Regions from separate parts of the Homo sapiens genome. Here region 1 is linked to region 2. The links are chromatin contacts, found by Hi-C in ENCODE. All regions are on one chromosome and are shown on one strand. The core of a region is the stretch at or near the end of the contact, and the rest is flanking DNA. Distances in the headings are between cores, read along the strand shown. Region 1 holds the start of PIK3CA (phosphatidylinositol-4,5-bisphosphate 3-kinase catalytic subunit alpha). Region 2 overlaps TNIK (TRAF2 and NCK interacting kinase).

Region 1 (2,771 bases), core at 118-2,617, 7.9 Mb after region 2:
GTGAGATGAAAATCCGAGCTAAAGGGAGAAAAAGGACGAAAGAAAGAAAACACAGAAAAGAAAGAAATACAGTCAAGTGAAACTACGACCACAAAGAGGAACAGATCCATCTCATTTACCATTGGGGTATGGACGGACGTGCGGTGTTCGAGAAGACTGTTATTGGTCAGAGTTTTGCTCTAGAGGACAAGTAGGACTGTAACATCTCTAGGATGGGTCACTTCCCAAGCCCTCTATTACTTAAAAATTCAAGGAGGAACCGATGCTGGAGTACTTGTATCTCAGACTTCTAATCACTGCTCCTACGCTTTTCCAATATTACAACAAAAGACCAGTAGGGGGAGAAAAACGCACAGTACCGAACCCTTATCAGTAGTAATCTCAAAAGTCAACAGATTGATTTACTCTCAAGCAAACAGACTTCTAAGGTACGCAGCACCAAGACACTACCTTGAATCAAATCTATAGCCTATATGACATTTCTGAAGTCTCTGTTGGCATTACGCGAAAAATCCCCCACGTCTTCTGAATAGTTAGAATTGAATCCTACAAGCTGCTTCGAATCAGAATTCGATTTAAAAAAAAAAATGAGGGCATAGCAAAAGGTCTCCACGAAGTGAGTCAAAGGACTGCAGAGGGCTGTGACAGTGCATTCCGCCTTCGGGATGGTATACAACTTAAACCATGTCGGCAGAAGAACGCACAGCAACGCTTTGTAAAAAGCATTCTTTCTATTATAGAATCCATAACCACGCTGGTTAGCCACTGACAGCGGCGGTTAGCCACCGCACCTCCTCTCACCCCCGAACTAATCTCGTTTCCTCTATGGGTGTAAAAGTGAAATAACCCACTTGCTCCCAATATTCCTTTCTATATCTCTACCCCAGCTCGCCTGCTGCTCGTAGAAACAAATATACTACACGTACGCTGTCCTAGGATGACACAACACCCTCACTACTGCAGAAGACGGATCATTAAACAAACGTCAGAAGAGCAGCCCCAACTGTACATAAACTTCGGGCGGAAAAGCAAGACGCAGGCGCAGTAGCACATATTGTTACCCTATTTGCCCACTCCCTGCTCCTCCTCGCCTCAATTTCGCTTCCGCTTCTTTGCGCATCTGCTTCCGGGGGATTGTAGGCTCTGCCCCTCCTCAGCTCTTACCCTCTTCTGCCGGAGGAGGGGGGGGGCCGAGGGGGTGGGGAAGAGTTCGTTGTTTGTTTACACGATGTGAGCGGAAAAAGAGACCAATAAAGTTTATTCTGGAAACAAAAGGAAAAAAAAACAGGGGCGACGGAGAAAGGAGTCGGGGGCGGGGGCGTGTGGCGGGGGCTAGCGAGGAGAGGGAGCGAGAAGTAGAAAGCGGCAGTTCCGGTGCCGCCGCTGCGGCCGCTGAGGTGTCGGGCTGCTGCTGCCGCGGCCGCTGGGACTGGGGCTGGGGCCGCCGGCGAGGCAGGGCTCGGGCCCGGCCGGGCAGCTCCGGAGCGGCGGGGGAGAGGGGCCGGGAGGCGGGGGCCGTGCCGCCCGCTCTCCTCTCCCTCGGCGCCGCCGCCGCCGCCCGCGGGGCTGGGACCCGATGCGGTTAGAGCCGCGGAGCCTGGAAGAGCCCCGAGCGTGAGTAGAGCGCGGACTGGCCGGTAGCGGGTGCGGTGGGAATGGGGACCGGGTGGGTGCCGGAGACTCCCGGGCGCGCCCGCCGTGTTGGGCGGAGGCTACGGGCTGGTCGTCTCCCAGCGTCGGCCCGCGGCGGAGTTCGCCTGCGATCGCCGCACCCTCTCCCTCGCCTGCCTCTGGCCTCTCCTAGCTGCAGAGGCGAGGGCTCGCCGCTCCCTCTCCTTTCTCTCTGGCTGCCGCCTCGCTCTTCCTTTGCTTCTACTCCCAGTTTTGGGGACGGGGCGGCTGGAGGTTGAGGAAGTGCGCCCAGGGCCGCCGCCCCGGCCGCGGTGGCTCTGTCTCCCGCGCCCTGCACGCCCACCCAGCCCGCGGGTGGAGGGGCTGCCGCGAGGACTGCGGCTCAAGGGACGCGGGCGCGAAACCGCGAGCTTTTCTTGAGGGGCTGTCACGCCCGAGGACTCCGGCCCCGCCAGCCTGGCGGCCCTGCGTTTGCCTCTTACTGGGTTTAAATCGCCCGGCAGGGGTATGGAAGGAACACCGCTCCCCTCACCCCCGCCAGCTCCCCTCCCACCCTTCCTTTCGAGGTTGTTTTTTCCTTTTAGCTGAGACAAACGCTTAGATCTTTCATTCATAGACCTGAGACACTGACTCATGTGACTTGTCTCTTTACTAAGTGTATTATGTGATGCCTGTTCCATGGCTCTTAAGTGGCTCGGAAAGGTAGGGTAGGGCCCGGGATTGGGCTATGTAAACACCAGACGTTCAGCCGGCGTGTTTTTGACCTCGGCTCGAGGGGTTTATTTTAGGATGCTAAAGGAATAGTGATGGTGGCCAACCGTGTTACCAGACTTGGGAATCGAAAGCTATTTTTTTATGTCAATAATTGAGACTGTTTACATGGTTAAATAAAGGGTAGGGTAAAGGGAGCGCAACAAGAGGGTCTTTCTAGAAAACAGTCTGCATATTCTTTAATGAATTAGAGTTGTGATTTCATCTTGGTGAAGCTTCCTCATTCCAGCACTGCGCCTTTGTGCACATGCAGGACCTGGGTTTTCGGAACGATGTTTTGAATCATAGTTTGTGTGGCCGGGGAGAACCCCTTAGAATACTTGGGTAGGTAAATTCCAGGTTATCTCAGGGGATTATTTCTACTGCGA
Region 2 (2,700 bases), core at 121-2,620:
ACAGAGACAGAAGGACTTGCAATGAACCCCAAGAAAAAACAACCAGCGGGTGGGAAAAAAGAAAGCAGCAATATGACTGCAAATCAAGGAAAGAGAAAGTTTCAGGAAGGAGGATGTGATGAGTTTCAAAAAGGAGGGTATGGTCAGAGCCAGTGCTACAGAAGACCAAGTGAAATAAAGACTAAAAAGAGCTCATTCAATCTGGCAATTATGAAGCCCCTGGGACCTTACACAGCAATGCAGGGACAGACATCAGTTTGTATAGAGTGAAGGAAAAAATGGGAGGTGACTATGTGGAGGCAAAGAGGGTAGAAAAAAGTTGCTTGGTCTGAAAAGAGATGAAACTAGTCCTGAGGTCTCGCTGAAGATGACTGCAGGCTGGGAGGAAAGGGGCAATTCTGGGCAAGGGAGGAGACAACAGAAACAGCAGGAGGAGTCCTCTCACACAGAGGGAAAAGCTTTACATTGAGTTAGGATGAAAGAAGGTAAGAATGTGGGAAGAAGATGAGTTTGAGAAGAAAGGCAGAGGGAGACCTGTGGGATATTTACCCAATAAGGGATACCTGTCCAATGGCTCCAGTTTTTCTAAAAGGCATAGAAGAAGGTCACCTGTGGAGAACAATGAAGGCAGGGGCAGCGGAAGGGAGGAGAGGAGAGTGGTGGAGATTGGGAGCAACTATTCCAGGGAAAACAGGAGAAGGAACTGAGCAGGTACATACACAGTTGATTATTAAGCAGTGCTGAGTTGAGCTGTGCAGCCCAAATGCAGAAAAATAAACAGCTAGACTGACCTTAGGGAAGGGGTCTGCAAGGTGGATATTATGGAAGAACAAAGGATAAAGGAGATAGTACATGTTGGCTAAAAATGATTAAACTAAGAAATCATGAGGCCCAAGGCTGGAGAGACAAGTTATTAAAGTTTCATGGGGACTGAGAGACTGACAAAAGACCCGAGGGCTTAGTCAACATCAAAGAACAGGTGTGTAGGGTGTGAGGGAGTACAGGCTGGAAGCATCAAAGGCTGTGGTCTAAGATTGGGATGCTGTACATTTAAGATTTTAAAAGCAAAACAGACCTGGGTCATAAAAAGTCCAGGTTGTGAATAATAAGAGTGGGGTGTCATTCCAGGTAATAGCAATATAACTATAGTATCAATATTATACCATTTTACAAGTGAGACAAGGACTAGATGACTTATTCAACATCACAGCTGGTTAATGGCAAGGCTAAAGTTTCAATCCAAGTCTTTGCTGCCAAGTCTTATTGACCTTGTCATACAAAATCATTTTACTTGGTACCTTTTTCTTTCAGCCTTTGAATAAGAAATAATAAAATGGTGATTTTGCTTTCAGACTAGGACGACGTTATAAATGAAAGAAAGCTATCAATCTGACTTAAAATGCAAGTGAAAGTAACGGTTTTATTTTCAGAACTCTGGTTATTACCCATAGTGTAGGAGCTTATGAAATTCTGTTAAAGTGTATCTTTGCATACTGTTTTCTTATTATAGAAACATTAAAAGTAACTAGCTATTGAACATGGCAACAAAAATAGTTAAGAACCACTTTATCTCATAAAACATAAATTTCAGCCTCCAGTGGCATGTCTGCTATTATTTCATAATTCTGGGTCCCACTCCCTATTAAGTCCAAGGCTGTGTCAGGATGATTTAGGAAGATAAAGCAATGTTACACCACATATTTTCAACCCAGGTACCTTTAGGCATACATCCAAATGTGAATATCAGATCTGTACAAATGTAAATGGAGTTGTCATTTTCTTTGATTAAGAATCACTCAGGCTCTCCATCACCATTACTAGACAAGACAGAGTGGCCTGCTGCCAACTTAAGGGGGCTGGAGGGATGGGGCAGTGGTGTGGAAATGGCAAATTAGGGGCCTCCTGCAGTGAGTTACTGCTCACCAGTCCTGGGCAGCCCTTAGGACATTATACATTAAGACACATATTCAAATGGAATGATGGTGGTACACATCAGCATAATTCACCTCAAATAATTCATTACAAAAAGACAAATGAACAAATGTCAAATTTGCTGCCTATGATATTAGCTATTACTGTCTTGTACGATATATATTAAGTGAGGAGCCTGCAGGAAAGCATATACAGTTATTCCATAGCTATTTATTTCATCCACTCTTGAGGCAAGTAGCGTCTTTCCCTGTCAGTTGGAACCAATCCAACCCACCCAACCCAACCTACCTAGACTCCCTAACTGTTCCTAGCTATCCTGGTTTCTTACTGAGCTAGTAACTAATAGTTTGCTTTTACTGTATATCAACTTGTCAGGCTAAGGTTTTACATGATTACTATTTAATCCCCACATTGCCCATGTGAAGTAGGTGCTACTACCACCCCCATTATACTAATGAAGAGAGCAAAGCACAGTCCCAAAGTCAGCCAGCTGGTAAGGCCAAGCTCTTAGCGATGCCTGCATGCTTCTGCCTTTGTTACTCCGCCTTTCAAATTTCACCCAACTTCTGCTCTATAGCTTGATGGCACATGTTCAGGAAGAATTCCCATTTACTTCAGTCCATACTGATTACTCCCTTCTCAGAAGTAGCTCATCCATACCTGGATGGAAGCTTTGCTTTCTGGTAATGCCAGCACCCTCTAATTTTCATGGGACAGGCCTTGGAGAGACTGACCCAGTCTTGTTTGCCTGGGAAAATGGTGTTGATG

Evidence for each region. A loop is a pair of places that touch in the nucleus more often than their neighbours do. Pooled maps may share reads with other maps.
Region 1: a loop to region 2 is called in a pooled map, with 26 times the contacts of the local background. The contact joins the promoter of PIK3CA here to the enhancer-like site in region 2. A Hi-C loop is called at or near these places in 4 of 50 pooled maps.

What each region holds. Positions count from the first base shown.
Region 1 is chr3:179,146,990-179,149,760 of GRCh38, forward strand. It overlaps PIK3CA (phosphatidylinositol-4,5-bisphosphate 3-kinase catalytic subunit alpha), which reads left to right and starts at 1,368. Exons shown (of 21, transcript NM_006218.4): 1 at 1,368-1,614. It overlaps PIK3CA-DT (PIK3CA divergent transcript), which reads right to left and starts at 984. Exons shown (of 3, transcript NR_125401.1): 1 at 927-984. RefSeq lists enhancers at 83-192, 803-922, 1,732-2,231 and silencers at 1,413-1,882, 1,943-1,992.
Region 2 is chr3:171,247,614-171,250,313 of GRCh38, forward strand. All of the region lies in intron 2 of TNIK (TRAF2 and NCK interacting kinase), which reads right to left. Among named protein-coding and RNA genes, the nearest start is that of MIR569, 140 kb to the left of the region's middle. Within about 2 kb of position 1,371, at least 2 of the 41 ENCODE cell types and tissues checked have a DNase peak (open chromatin) inside an H3K27ac peak, as active enhancers do.